2 separate regions of the Homo sapiens genome follow, and region 1 is linked to region 2. A link is an interaction called in ENCODE POLR2A ChIA-PET data of the cell type or tissue named here. Cell type or tissue: A673. All regions are shown on one strand.

Region 1 (8,000 bases), 300 kb before region 2:
GCCCTTCTGCATCAGTCACAATTCTCCTTGAATATCGTATCACCTAAAGACTAAATTATAACGTTAAATAAACATCATTAACACACATTATATAAAATAAAGGAATAGGAGGGGAAAATAAATGGGTTAATATATACCAAATATATACAGACCCTTGAACAATGCATGGGTTAGGGGAGCTGATCCTCCGAACAGTCAAAAATCTGAGTATAACTTTTGACTTCCCCAAAATTTAGCTACTAAGAGCCTTCTGTTGACTGGAAGCCTTACTGACAACATAAATAGTTAATTAACACACATATTTTATGCTTTCATGACATACCTAACATTTTCTTAATATTTTTTATATTTCTAGGCTACATAGTTCATCTTCAAGTCTTTTTAAATTATCATGAATCTCAAAAACATTCTCCAATATATTTATTGAAAAAAATCTGTGCATAAGTGGACCTGCATTGTTCAAACCCATGTTATTCAAGGGCCAACAATAAATAACAGTCAAGGGATATACATAGCTCTGCCCCCAACTTATGCAAGTGGTTATGAGGCCATACTTGCCATTTTTAATTTTTGTTTTCCACTATCCATTCCAAATTTTCTTTGCCCTCAACAAACACTTTAGCTGATCAAAGTTCTTTACCTGGTGGGACGACTGGAATCTTTACTCTTGAAGAGTCTGTATCCTTGGTGGTACCGACTGTCCTGGGTTGTCAGTACCTAATGACTTTTGATGTTGGGCACAAAATCGCTGCATGTTTCCCCAGGGAATACGATGGCTTCTTGATGCATACCTCACTGTCCTTATTGTTTAACAATGGCTCTGTTTTTCCTTTATAATTAAGAAATATCATTAAAGTTGGTACAGTAACTATTTTTTGCCTTTGATTTAGTGGAAGGCCAGATAGTCATCTCAACTTATGTTGAGTGGAACAATCGTTGTGTCCCTCATGAAAGCATTATTGCCTTGGGAACAAAGACTTCTAAAGCAGCAGACCCCAAAGTTATGGAGACATGAGGAAAAATGTCGCAAGTTTGTTATAGGAATAACAGTGAGAGTGGCTACTCTTTCATTGCTTTGATCTCCTACCCTTATATTTTGACAGTCAGAAAAACAGAGTCCTTAATTGGTTGCTGGTTCACAGCATACGCTGCATTTTATAGGATTGCTTCCCAATTCTGCATGGTGGTGTCTCTGAGCTAGTGCCACAACTAAGTTGTTAACAGGCCACTGCAATATTCTAGGATATTCAGTGGTTTCTGCATGATGGGAAAAATGGTAAGAACAGTGAACACCAAGGGCACAAGTCCATTGCCTTATTCATTCTGCTGAAATGAATTTCTTTGTGAGAAGCGATGTTATGTGGAAGCAATATGATGGCAATAATTAAGTCATTCAGTGGGTTCAGTGATGACAGTCCAGCAGAGCATCAGGGACAGAGAAGACAAATCCAAATCACTAAAATAGAGCTGAGATGGATGAATTGACTCACTCTATTTTAGTGAGGACAAACTACTGACCCTTCACTAGAAGGGAACTGCCACCAGGTATCTGGCTGGTTCTTTATGGAACCATGCCATATTATGGACTCGGTTTCCATCCCTAATTTCAGCAGGTGGGGCATTTAGCAATGGTAACAGCCAGCAGAGATTGTATTGTTGAGCTGATGTGTAATGTCAATCCATGTCCTGGCCACACTGCTCAGCAGCCCATTGAGCAGGCACTGGGGAGTTGGGCAAAGACACTGACTTGCCTAGAAGGAATTATCATCTCCACTTGATTACTAGACCAACCTTTGCAGTAGATGCCCTTTGGTAAAGAGTCACATGGGACACAGATATCTCCACACTCTGTGCTCCTTCTGGTAAGTTCATCTCCCTCCCTCTTCCTCAAAACTCTTTGCTAACATTTCTTTGATCTAACTCCTTTGAAACCTTCACCCATGTAGCCAAACCATTGGTTACAGCTCATGAATCAGTGTAGCTCTACACCTTTGGCCATCTCTCCTTCCAGGCACAGTTTGATCCTACAGGTTATAGTCATCTAACCAAAGTTGACTTCACAGCTAGACCACATTTTTAATGTAAGTGTTAGAACCCTGGTTGAGAAAGAGCAGGACCTGAGAATCAGAATGGGGATGTTTGCCTAGATTCTGATGAAGCTGATACTTTAGGCCTCCACTTTTTGCCAGGCTGTCTTTGTCAGCAGAAGAGGCCTCTTCTTGCCTCTCTGAAGAGGTCAGCTCTCCCTTGTGTGGGGACACTGTGATGTCCTTCCTAGGCCTTTCACTGATAAGGAGATGCAGATTTCCTCAAGGGCCATCCCTATCGCCCTGCATTGCCTTCAGACTCTTAACTGTGGGTAGAGCCCCACAGACTCCAGGGAGAGAGAGAAGTGAGAGCTGTTGATGAGCTCAGCGGCTCATCGCCCAAGGGTGTGATTCATAGGGAAGGTTCCAGAAACTGTGCAGTGCCTCATGCTCATCTGCCAGCTGCTGGAACCATGATGGCTTCTGCTTCTTTTTCCACCCCAGATCTTTCATGAGTGTTTCTCATTGGAAGATTCAAAAAAGGCACCATGCTAGCAAAACAGTCTGGGAAATGTGGGTTTTGGCCTCTGCCTATGTGCCATAGGGGAGAGCCTAGGATAGCAGAGATAGTGACAAGGGCTGACAGCCATTTTCACCTTGCAGGACCTGGTACCTAAGGCACTCACTTGTGAGCAGAAGCAGAGGTGGTGTTAGTGTAACTGCCCAATAGGTTCTCCTTGTCTGCTGCCTAGACAGAGCCTATTTATCAAGACAGGAGGATTGCAATAGAGAAAGAGTTTAATTCACACAGACTGGCTGTGCAGGAGACTGGAGTTTTATTATTACTCAAATCAGTCTCCCTACAAACTTGGGAATTGGGTTTTTTAAGGATAATTTGGTGGATAGGGGGCCGGGAAGTCGGGGGAGTGCTGATTGGTTGAGTCAGAGATGAAATCGTAGGGAGTCGAAGCTGTCTTCTTGTGTTGAGTCCGTTCCTGGGTGGGGGCCACAAGACCAGATTAGCTAGTTTATCGATTTTGGTGGTGCCAGCTGATCCATTGAGTACAGGGGCTGCAAAATATCTCAAGCACTGGTCTTAGGTTTTACACCAGGGATGTTATCCCCAGGAGCAAATTGGGGAGGTTCAGAATCTTGTAGCCTCCAACTACATGACTCCTAAACCACAATTTCTAATCCTGTGGCTAATTTGTTAGCCCTGCAAAGGCAGTATCGTTCCCTGGCAAAAAGGAGTTTTGTTTTGGGGAAGAGCTCTTATCGTCCTTGTTTCAAAATTAAACTATAGAGTAAGTTCCCTGCAAAGTTAGTTCAGCCTATGCCCAGGAATGAACCATGACAGCTCGGAGGTTAGAAGCAAGATCATAATTTTCTCAGTTATAATTTTTTGCAAAGGCAGTTTCAATAGAGGGAAGGGGGATGATTTCTGTAAACTATCTGGGAGTTTAGAAATGCGATACAGAAAATAGCTTGTGTCGGGCAAAAGTCTTATCACCACTAGAAATAGTTTCACAATTGTTCTTGCTTGCAAGGGTAGTTTCCAAGGACAGAAAAGTAATATAGTTGGTTTCTTCTAAATGTCTTATATCCTGGTGGAAACTAGTTTCTAAAAATGAATATATTTTCAAAGATTACTTGAAAGCTGTTAAAAGTTGGGCTCTCATATGAAAGGAAACAATTCTTTATGGGGATTTGCTAGAGTTGTTTTTGTTTATAGAAACACTGAAGTCTTTCTCTCACTGATGCATTTTCTCCTGGGCATGAAATGTGTTCCTGCTGAAGCCAGAAGAGTGATATAGCCAAGAAGTGAGTGAGACACATGTGTTCCTTAAGAGGTTTTGACAAAGCTTCCGGAAGGGGGCATCTGTTATTAACAGTGGGAGCTATATTGCACTCTTTTGTTTCTCTTGGTCCATGCTGAGAAACAAGCCCAAATATCCCCATTCAGTATGATCGCTGAAATCTGAGCTCCCTGGAAAAGAATAGGGATTTAACACTTGAAATATGTGTACTTTCTTGGCATCGGTGTGCAGAATGTCTGAATCCTGACTCATGCATCTCTGGTGACTCCTGATTAACATTTTAACCCTCAGTTTTGAGCCACTGGGGAGAATGTTGGTATTCTTACGGCTTCTGTAATAATAGGGAACAGGGATTCTGATCCAGCCCTCATAAGCAAACTCAGCTATGTCTGCAAGGCACTTTTGATCTGCCTTCGTATATAGAAACCAAAGACTCCAGAACAAATTGGACCTGTGTCAAGATCCTCTTTAAGAAACTAAAAGTGGGAGCTTTTCACTAGAAAAGGGGATCCCACAGCTGGGCCACACCCTACAGTTGCAGAGTTGTCAAGAGTCAGATTATGGATATTGGGGAGTCACAATGGGGCAGGAAGATGGCACTGAAGGTTGAAATGGGGCAGAAAATGAGAGGTGCAAGAAAGAGCTCACCCAGGAACTACCGGAGGAGAATCTACTGTGATTCCAGCAGCAGGCCAGCGCGAGTGGTACGGATCTATATCATGGGCAGTGGTCATGTCCTGGGCTTGCTTCTCCAGTTTATGTCTGTGGAAGCAGAGCTGGTGAATCCCAGCAACAGTGCCAGGCTTGCTGACCCATAAGACATGGTTGTGCTCAGGAATTGTACGACTGGATGGCTCTGAGGTGCCTGTGATGAAAGGCTTCCACCTGCAGAGACGTCTTTTCTTTGTAACAGCTCTTCTATGACTACTTCCTCTGAGGGCGACCTGTGTGGGGTGGGGACTAGCTTTCTGGATGTGGGGCATATGTGTGTGGCCTTGGCCTCTAACAAGTGTGCCTCAACTCACTTCGTTAGGGTAGGTCCTGGTGGCTTTGTATGATCTCACTGCTGTTGGAGTCCATTACCAGCCAAGGGAATCATCAAGTTGAAGTGAGTGAGGGCACCATTGGGGCTGTTTCAGTTACAAGTGACAGAAATTCAATCGAGTTGACTTTAGTTGCTTTTTAAAAATGAGCTTTATTGCCTCATATATTTGAAACAGGGCACAGGTAGACCTGGCTTCAAAAACATCAGAAGACATAGAATCAAATGATGCCGTGACTCACCGGGACGCAAATGTTCTCTCTCACTGTCTCTGTGACCCTCAGAGAAGTTCTCTTTTCTGGGCTCAAGGCTTACAAATTTGCAAGTCTGGGTCTAGATGTAAAGTAAGTGTATTTGTTCTCAGTTGTTGTGGTTTGAGTTCCAAGATTGAGTCTTTTGGACCAGATTAGACCACATGAGTATCTCTGGTCTAATGTCTCAAGCCAGGGGGATTCGATGTTCTGACTGGTTGGGCCTTGCTCATGTATCCACCCCCAGAGCCAGGAGTACAATGATTACACCTGAGCCACTTGAACTGGACGTGTGGAGGGTGGGTGGTCCCTCAAAGTAAATTAGGGCCAGTTATCAGAAGAAGGGGCAGGAAAAAGTAGCAAATGCATTCTGAGAGTGTCAGGAGATTAGGTCAGAGGGCTAGCTCATGAAGTATCTAGCATAGCAGGGGCTCCATGACTAATATCATTTGATTACAGTGACTGCGTGAAGCACAGTGTTGAGAAGGATTCTGAAGCTGAATTATTGCATCTCCATGTGCAGTAGTTGGTAAGCAATGCCTATCATGGACGCAGAAGGGCTCGCCGGTGCTATAAGTGCCACGTGTTTGCCAATCCTGATGTAGAAAATGCTTTAAGTTGGCCGGGCAGATCAGGGATGCCTTTAAAGTGAAAAGGTTTCTTTTTCTCTTGGAGAAAGATAACATGGAAATACCATTTCCTGCTGAAGATGAGCAATATATTTAAATATCTCTTGCTTTGATGAAGTTCTGTGTGTACCCTGCCCCGATCTTCCTTCTGTGGAAATCAAGGTAATGCAGAGAGCTTGGTAAGTATTTTCAAGATCTGAGTATGAACTGCAGGCTCGCAGTGTCTGGGGAGAGCTTGAATGCCTTTGCTTGTGGCAAACTTACACTGTGAACAAGCCAATTGTGTGGAAGATGTAAAATGTTTCCAAGTGCATTTCTTATCTTGACAAACTCCTCCACTAACAGCCAGGGAGCAGAGATCTACTTAGCAGTCAGAGGGAACAGGAGTTAACCATGGGAAGTTGGGATGCTAACAGCCCCAGGCTCTCCACCCTCTGTGCTGCACAGCAGTCAGCTGAATCTTTCCCAGCCCTGTGGCTGGCACCCCGTAGCTCTGGGCCTCATTATACATGCTCCTTGTGCCCACTCTTCCCTGCTCTGCATTTCCTCCTTCATGTGCCTGACATTTCCTAATGAAGATGTTTAACTTCATTTTTCACCACTGGTGTTCAGGCACAAGTCAGTTTCCACTGATGCTCTGGCTTCTGAAGGCCCCAACAGCATGTGGCCACCAGGATTTGGGCTCAGAGAGACATTCTTGGGGGAGTGCCCCCCAGGACCCTTTCAAAACAGCTCTGGTCATTGGTACCAGGCATGAGGACACAGAGATAAACATGGCCAGTTCCTGCTCTCCAAGAATGTCAAGTCCTTTTGCAAAGACCGACTCTCCATGAGTGACTCACACTGCAGAACACCGAGTTCAAGAGTGGATGGGGATACGAAAGCATGCATCTGAAGAGTCTGCTTGAAAGACACAATAATGAGTGTGTATGCTTACCCTACTTTCTGATGCTCATGGCCTGAGGTTGGCAGGACCTGGAAATTTATAATTGTTGTTTCTTTTTACAGACAAGGAAACCAGAGTTTAGATTGCATATCCATTCACTCATTCTTTTAGCTTTTTTCTAGTACCCACTATAAGTCAAACATATTGCTAAGTGCTTAAGACACAAGAGGTGTAGCTGTCCTTGCCACCACTGAGCTGGAGATGCTCACATTTATCCCTGCACACTCACACCCACTCAGTGCCTGAATCTGGGGGCAAATCAGTCACTGCTCTGTATCAAGCTCCCTTCTTAAGACTCTGTATTGTGTATTTCACTGGAATGCAACCACAAAGAGAGCTTTCCTAAAATGATCTCCTCCTGAAAACAGTGCAGGAGGTTTTGCAATATTTCTTTCTTGAACATTTCTCTAAAGCTTTTCCCTGAATGGAGAAGGGCCCCTGGCTATACAGATGCAGGTGGAAACTACTGGTGTGAAGTTATCCTGTGAACAAATAAAGTTGACTTCCTAAAATTTCCCTGTTCAAATAGTTGTTGACATATCCTTGAAGATTTTTAAAAGAATGATCTATAAACATCGCACTTCAGAGTTATGTTTGCAAGGCCATCTATTATGTTTACAAAGAAGATCTTGAGGTAGGAATCTCTGGGTTCTGCAGGTGCTGCGTGAACCCCAGCAGGGCCATTCCAGATGCTCCACAGGACAGCGCTGAACGCACCGCAGTGAGCCTGGGAGGCCCTGGGCTACTGCTGCCTCCCCTTCTCTGGGCTGAACATCAAGGTAGTGCTTCTGTGTTCTTCTCCCAACTTGTGCAAGAAAGGACATTAAAGTTATTTTTATGAAATTGCCTAACACAATGGCTAAGCCAGTGATTTGTTCAGACTCGTTTTTACCACTTACCTGAAAAGTTATTGATAAGGATGTTTTTAAGCTAATGTAGAGAACGTTCTTATTTTGCTCTTCCAGGGTCAGGCTGTTCTAGCTAGAGATAGAAAAGAGTGAGGTAACTTATGAGCACACTTTTGAATGAATTCTGCCAGTTCTACAAGACAGCACAAAACCTCCGTCTCACAGCGCTGAGAAGACCGTCTGTATGGACCCACAAAAGGCTCTCTGGACAGCCATGATCCTGTGACCCACAAGCCATGTGTCTGGGGATTGATAGGACGAGGAGCGTTGCCAACAGATGGCTTTGCCCTTTCATGCACTGTCTTCCCCTGGGAGCTTGGAGGGGCTTGGGAGGCAGAACCAAGAGTCCAAAGCTGAGTGGAGAATGGTGCTGTGGAATA
Region 2 (8,000 bases):
CCCAGCTACTCGGGAGGTTGAGGCAGGCGAATGGCATGAACCCTGGAGGCGGAGCTTGCAGTGAGCTGAGATCGCGCCACTGCACTCCAGCCTGGGTGACAGAGAGAGACTCCATCTCAAAAAAAAAAAAAAAAAAAAAAAAGGAGATAATGGTTTGTAGATTTTTTTTATCATGGTATCTTTGTGTAGTTTTGGTATCAGGATAACACTGGCTTCATATCATGCGTTGGGAAGTGTTCCGTTCTACTGTTTGGAAGAGCTTTTGAAGAATTAATGTTTAATTATTCAAGTGTTTGATAGAAATAACCAGTGAACCTTAAATCAGTTTTGGTAGTTTATCTCTTTTTAATAATTTGTTTATTTTATCTAAGTTATCTAATTTATAGCCATGAATTTTTCACAGTATTTATCTATAATTCCTCTTATTTGTGCAAGGTTGTTGGTATTGTTTTCTCTCTCATTTCTGTTTCTAGTAATTTGAGCTTTTGCACTGTGTTCCTTGGTTAAACTAGCTAATAGTTTGCTGATTTTGTTAATCTTTTCGAAGAACTAGCTTTTGGTTTCATTAATTTTCTCTTGTTTTTCTATTCTCTATTTTATTAATTTCTGCCATAGTTTTTATTCTATCCTTATTTTTGGTTTAGGTTTAATTTTTTCTTTTATTTTTCTCATAGATTAGTGATTTGAGATTTTTTTTAAATGTAGACATTTTAGAGCTATAAGTTATCCTCTACACATTGCTTTGCTTGTATCACAAAAATTTTGGTATGCTGTATAATAATAATTATTAATATCATTAGTGCTTTCTAATTTTTCACTTAATTTCTTCTTTGAAATTCTAAAGTGTTTAATTTTTATATAATAATTTTTCAAATTTCCTTCTGTTATTTTCTTATTGCATTCCACTGTAGTATGAAAATATATTTTGCATAATTTTATTATTTTAAATATTTATTGAGGTTTATTTTATGAGCTAGCACATGGCTTATCCTGGAGAGTGTTTCATGTGCTTTTGAGTAGAAGGTATGTTTTGCTGTGATTGGTTAAAAAAATTACCTAGATACTTACTAAGTCTAGTTGGCTTAAAGTGTTTTCCCATTTCTCAATTTTATTTTTGATATGCTGCCTCGTTGATCTATTCCTTATTGAGAGGGTGATATTGAAGTGCCTATTGTTGGAATGTCTATTTTTCACTTTGTTTATGTAAGTTTTTGATTCATAATTTTGGGACTCTTGTAAGGTGCATATATGATGATAATTGTTATATTGTCCTGATAGATTGATCATTTTATTACTATTAAATGGTCCTTTTTATCTCTGATGACATATTTTTATTTAAATGTCTATTTTGCCTGAAATTAATATAACAATTTCAGCTTTCTTGTATTTGTTGTTTCTATGGTATATATGTGTATATTTATAATATTTCAGATTTTATTTTCAATGTATTATTGATAGTATATAGCTGAATCCTAATTTTTAAAAATATCCATTCTACCTTTTGGTTAGATTTTTAAACCATTTACTTTTAATGTTATTATTGATATAGATGGATTTACATCTGCCATTTTACACTTTGTTTTCGTCGTAGTAAAAATAAAATAATGTTCTACTACCTAGAGCATGGCACATCAAAGCAGCTGTCTTCTGCACTAATTTTTGATGCAATATTTATTATAATAAAAGTTCGCATGCATGTGTGTGTCTGTTTTAGGTTGGTTACTTTCATCTTTATTTTTTCCATTTTGGTGCCAAAAAAGTATTGTTTAAATTACCATGGCCTAGAAGTATGTCTGAGTAGTTGGTAAGGTAACTTTAGTGAGATTGCACTCACTATTTATGTCTAATTATTCCATATATATTTCATAAAAGAATTTCTCAAATCTACAATATATTCATTGGGGATTTTATTGGAAGGACATTAAATTATAGATTAAGTTGATATAGAACTGACGTCTTTATAACATTAAACCCTCTTACACACAAACACAGTATAATCTCTCTGGTTATAGGTTTTTGTATATGTGCATAGATTTTAAAAGTTTCTTTAGGCTAAGCATGGTGATTCACACCTGTAATCCCAGCAGTCTGGGAGGCCAAGGCAGGTGGATCACTTGAGGCCAGAAGTTCAAGACCAGCCTGGCCAACATGATAAAACCCTGTTTCTACTAAAAATACAAAAATTATCCAGGCGTGCTGGCACATCCCAGTAATCCCAGCTACTTGGGTAGCTGAGGCAGGAGAATCACTTGAACCCAGGAGGCAGAGGCTGCAGTCAGCCGAGATTGGCCACTGCAGTCCAGCCTGGGTGACAGAGCAAGACTCTGTCTCAAAAAAAAATACCAACAAAAAACAAAAAATGAAAACAAACAAAGAATCAAACTTTTCTTCATAGAGGCCTTATCCTCTTTCTCTTGTTGGTAGGTTAATTCCTTTATACTATAGTGATTATCTTATTGTTGATATTGAATATAGTATTCTATTATAATTTTCCTTTTTCATTATGGTTATTGAGAAACACTTCAGAATTTTATAGGTTATTTTGTTACCTAGCAATCTTGCTGAATTTTTAAATTAGCTCTAATATCTTGTCAACATGACTATATAATCTGCATATACAGTAATTTTATTTCTTTTCTTTCAATTTCTATAATTTTATTCTCTCTTGTTAAAGACATTCTTATTTTACTACTTACTTTAAATGAAATGATTCTTCAGTTTCTGCATTACGTGTGATGTTTGCTATAAGGTTTTCGTAAATAGCATTTATCAGGTTAAGGAGATTCCCTTCTATTTCTACTTATCTTTAGATAGTTTAAATTTGGGAATATGTCTTGAAGTTATTAAATGTCATTTTGACCTCTGTGATGTGATTTTGTGTTTTTCTACTTTAACCTGTTAATTTCATGACATAAAATGATTGATAAGAATGTAACAATTTATTTGATTCTGCGTTCCTGAGAAAAATCTACATGAAATTACATTTTGCTTCATATACTCATGGTTTGCATCAACTAAAATATAATTTAAAATTTTTGCATCTATGCTCAAAAGAAAAATTAGTCTGTATTTTTTATCTTTGCATTTTATTATCTCATCTAAGTGTTAAGCATTATTAATATCATTTAAAAAGCTGAGAATTTTCATTGTTTTTCTAGTTTGGGAACAACTCATTTATGAGTGTGACTTTGTTTTTTGAAGTATGGGAAAATCTACTTGTAAGCCATTTAGACCCGGAAATTTTAGAGGTAGCGTGGTTGTGGAGGATTGTTGATGATCACTTCATGTTTTTATGGCTTTTATTAACTTAGTTTTTAAATCCATTCTCTATTCCTTTTTGTGACAATTCTGGCAGTCTCTTATTCCTAATTTATTCCATATTTATTCCTGTTAAATGCATTTTTGGGTTGTGGCTTATTTTTTTTCCAAAATGTTCTATTATTTTAAGATTGCTTCTATATTTGTGTTTAGTTTTCTCTGTCTCTCTCTCTTTCTGGCTTTTGCTTTTTTGCTTTTTAGTAACTCTTCTCTCTGTTGTTACTGCTTTTTATGCTTACTTGTTTTTAAATGATCTGTGCTTTCAGAGGTTTATCTTATTAAATGTACTGATCATTTGTATTGTTTTGTTGTTTTCTAATTCGTGGATTTGTGATATATTTCTTGATCTCTTTTCTAATTTCTTTAAATTTATGTTTATGGTTTATTTACTTCGTTAATGCAAACACTCAAGCTCATTTATTTTGTATCTTTTTTTCTTTCTCTCTATCTTTCTCTCCCTCCCTCCCGTCCCTCTCTCCCTGCCTCCTTCCCTCCCTCCCTCCCTCCCTCACTCCCTCCCTTCCTTCCTTCCTTCCTTCCTTCCTTCCTTCCTTCCTTCCTTCCTTCCTTCCTTCCTTTCTTTTTGTGAGATAGGATCTCACTCTGTTGCCCAGACTGGAGTGAAATGGTGAGATCATGGCTCACTGTAGCCTCCACCTCCTGGGCTCAAGCAATCCACATGACTTAGACTATAGGCATGTGCCACAACACTGGCTAATTTTTTATTTTTTGTAGAGATAGGGTCTCTCTATATTGCACAGGCTGTTAGCAAACTCCTGGGCTAAAACAATCCTTCTGCCTCTGCCTACCAAAGTGTTGGGATTTCAAGTGCTAGTCACTGCACCCAGGATTTATTTTTTTTAAATAAACACATTTAGAATCACTGTTTTTCCCACTAAATAAACATTCTGATATTTTGAAATTTAACTATCTTGCATGAAGAACTTAATACTCTCAAGATTTCACCTTCAACCCATTGGTTAGATGAAAGTATGATTTTAAATTTTCCAAACTTGAAAATGGTTTTTGTTATCTATTTGACACTGATTTTCAGGTTAATTGGATTGTTGTCAGAAAAAAAAGTTTGTGCATTAAAATGTATTGAGATTTCCTGTATGAATTATTTCACTATTTTACATGCTTTTGAGAGAAATACAGAGTCTTAATGAATAGCACAAGAACTGTAAAATGTATCCACTAGATTATACTTGATAAGCATGCTGCTCAAATCTATAAACTAGCATAATTTTGAGAATAGCGTGTTTTGGGATGTGTGTATGTGAATATGTTTACATGTGTGTGTAAAAATTCCAACTACATTTGTAGCTTATGTGTTTTCCTTATTTTGTTGTTTGATATATTACATAGTTTAAGGCTACATAATTATGTAATATAAGGTTATGAATATTGTATCTGCTTGGTATCATTTTTTCCTTAAGTCACTATGCACTATTTTTTGTCATATTTTAATATTTATTTGAATACTATTTTGTCATAATAAACTGACTAGCTTGTATTATTTTAACATTTGTTAATTATATTTTTCCCATCTCTTTGTTTTCAATCTTGCCATATTTTCTTCATCTTTTAAATATATATTATTAGTTCTATTTTATTAAAACTAATAAATGTGTCTTTTACTTGGTTAATCTATCTATATGTGTATATCATAAAAACAGATAAAAGTGAACTTATTTCTGCCACTTTTTCTCTTATTTTATAATTAGTATGCTTTCTCTTTGCTTTGTTTTATTTCTTTTTCCGACTATTGTTAGGTAGATTTATTTTCTTTCTTTTTCTTTTTCTACCTATTTCTATTTCTAGCTATAAATTGTGCCTAATTTATTAAGGCATGTATGTATACACATTTTGCCCAGTTATTGAAGGTTATTAATACTATATACTCTCCTAGGGGAAAAGCAATAGTTTTATAATGCTTTGCCACTCTCTTATCGTTACCTCCCCAAACCATCAATTTAAATGACAGTTTTGCCTGAAGTTTTAATCTCAAATTGTTGCAGATATTCATGATGAGGTTATATTTTTCCTGTAGTCAGAAATATACCTTGCATTTGTACTTTGTGGGTTCTAAGACACATTTAAAAATAACACTTTAACTTTTAAATAAGTATCCCTCAGAATATAAATGTGGGAAGAGAGCATGTTGTCATAGTTTGATCTTTTTTTTTTCTTGGTGGCACAAAATGGTGCATCACTCAATATCATCTGTTGTTAAATTAAAATGGTAATTTCTTTCCCTGTTTTTGATTCTCCTTCTTCTTGTCTTCTCATGGAATCATTTATTACATTACTGTAACTCTTCTCCCAAAAGTTCTATCAGAGAAAGTCTCTGTATTATGCATTTTCTGGGACCTTGCATGACTTTGCAGGGGATGTCTCAAGTCTCCTAAAAAGCTTGGCACTCTTCGAACTCTCACTAAAAAAAATTAGAGAGTGCCAAGCTTATTTTAAGAAAATTGAAATCTAATATCTTTTAAAAACACAAATATTAACTTAAAAAATATATTATTATTCATTTGTCACTAATTCTTCTCTTTAGACAGTTTGACACTTTTGCTTTTACATTTTTCTTAGCTTTATTTTTTAATACTTTTCATTCTTTATTTCCTCATGCTGCTTTTGGAAAGATATTCTTAATCCTACTTTTAAGCTCACTAATTTTCGTTTTGAACCCATCTGTTCTATAATTCAACTTATTATTATCAGTTTGAGCACTTTTTTTCAAGCATAAAATAAACAAATTTTATCTTAAAGATGAGAACTTAATGGCTTGTGCAACCAAAATGTAACAGTCTTCAGCTGTAGTATCAGCAGGGCTCAGATCTGATCTTCATGTGTAGACTTTATGCTCAGGCTGACTTCAATCATGGTAGAGAAATGGTTTTAGGCTTCATACCACATCACCCAGAGAAAGTGAGAAGCATCTATGTCCCACAAGTCCCTGGAGGAATCTGACAGTCACATTGATTTGACCACTTTAGATTACATGCCAATGCACAAATCAGTCACTGTAGCAAGGGAGACAACACATATTTGTTAGCTATCCAAGGCCATGTTCTTTGAAAACCACACATAAGCCAATAGGAATCATGGGCCACTGGGCATGGGAGACATTGTGTGCTAGAGAGGCAGCTAATTGGTGTTCATGAATTCTTTCAAAAACGTTATTTTTCGTGTCCAATATCTCCCAACTGTTTCTTATCCATAACAACTTGTCCTACTTGATGTTTGCAGGTGCCTCTATATCTTTCTTAAATACTAATAATGTTTGTTTTAAAATCCCTCCTCCAATACTCACCTCTTGTGTTACAGATAGGCCTCTTTTTGCTTTTCTTTCTCAATGCTTGAGCTTTATCAATACTGTAAGATTGTTTTTGTCCCAAGCTCAGGTTTGTTTTCTTGAGTCTGTTTGCTCTCTAGACTTTTCCTCCTCTCTCTTGGTAAAAGTAGGGGCTGAAGAGCAAGACAGATGTCTGAAACAAGTACTCTAATATGAGCTTCAACCATTTCAATTCTTCATGGCATTTTTTTGCACCCAAGGTGTCTTCTTCCTACTTCCCAAAGCACTACTTTTGTCTGATAACACCTTTCTTTAGTCTCAATTGCCAGGTCCAAGATAAATGGTATAGCTATACAAAAGCTGCTCTGTGTGTAGCCATCCTTTTCATGGCCTTGTTCTGTCATTGTCTTCCTGCATCTGGGTAACGCTACTGCTCTCACACCAGGAACATGTACAAGGTGGACCTTCAGGTAATATCATATCCCTGTACTTATTTGTATAACTCACTATTCTGAGTGTTTACCTGGCCAGCAACAACAACCAGTGTGCTCACATACCATGTGAGAACATCCATGGGGGTGTGAGCGTGTGGGGCATCAATCAGCTCATGCCCAGGGTGCTCTGTCAGAAGGCAAAGGGTGTAGCTCCAAACTGCTACAGTTTTCCCACCCCAGCTGGGCTCAGGCCCTATTCGGGTCTCTTAGGCCCTAGCTCTGTTCTTCTCCCAGCCACCATTTTTCTGTATAGTGAGACCCACGTATCTTCAGTTTTCCAAGTATTTCTGTTTTCTTCTAGTTTACATCCATTCTGACACCTTATATTTTTATTTTCTAATGTCTCCAGGCTTGCTGTGAGGGACAGCGTAGGCAGATGTATCAAAATTTGCCGTTTTGATCCAAATTGTAAGCTGCCCTTTATCCTTTCCTGATAAACTTGGATCTCTTCTATCATTTATACCTTCTCTTCCCACTGACATGATGGATGAGTTTGACTTCTTATCACTCCATGGGAGGTGATACTTATAAGAAGACTCCTTTACTCAGAGAAAGGGAAAAACATAATGATGCGAAATTTTAGGCACAAATGCAAGACATGCTATTATGGGATAACTGTGACTTCTAAATCTCACATTTAGGTAGGAGAATACCTAAAGCATTTGCTGGTGAGAACATCTGGCCATAACATATAATGACATCTAATGAAAAGAATTGTTTTTCTTTTTCTCGATATTGGACATTTTAAAAGTAAACAAATAAAATTTGGAGGATCTTCTTATGACCCCTGAATAACATCCAACAAGGGCAATGAGAAAGAGCTTTGATCATAAGAGTGAACTTAAATTTGCAGCCAGAAAAAGTTAATATGCTTGTAATATAATACT

The links. Peaks named below come from ENCODE experiments on the same cell type or tissue, not always from the same donor. Only the 100,000 strongest peaks of a DNase experiment are listed, where the experiment ranks them.
Region 1: POLR2A ChIA-PET joins it to region 2 with 6 read pairs; 1 of 35 experiments calls an interaction of 5 or more read pairs at or near these places.

The regions. Positions count from the first base shown.
Region 1 is chr2:122,199,694-122,207,693 of GRCh38, forward strand. The region is part of intron 2 of LOC105373592 (a long non-coding RNA gene); the gene reads left to right. Among named protein-coding and RNA genes, the nearest start is that of LINC01823, 410 kb to the left of the region's middle. RefSeq lists an enhancer at 5,888-6,389. In A673, a CTCF peak has its summit at 3,882; DNase peaks (open chromatin) are centred at 3,968 and 6,208; H3K27ac peaks cover 2,394 bases.
Region 2 is chr2:122,496,503-122,504,502 of GRCh38, forward strand. The region is part of intron 1 of LOC105373593 (a long non-coding RNA gene); the gene reads right to left. Among named protein-coding and RNA genes, the nearest start is that of LINC01826, 570 kb to the right of the region's middle. In A673, no CTCF peak of the experiment used is centred here; DNase peaks (open chromatin) are centred at 3,379, 4,009 and 4,409; H3K4me3 peaks cover 638 bases; H3K27ac peaks cover 6,272 bases.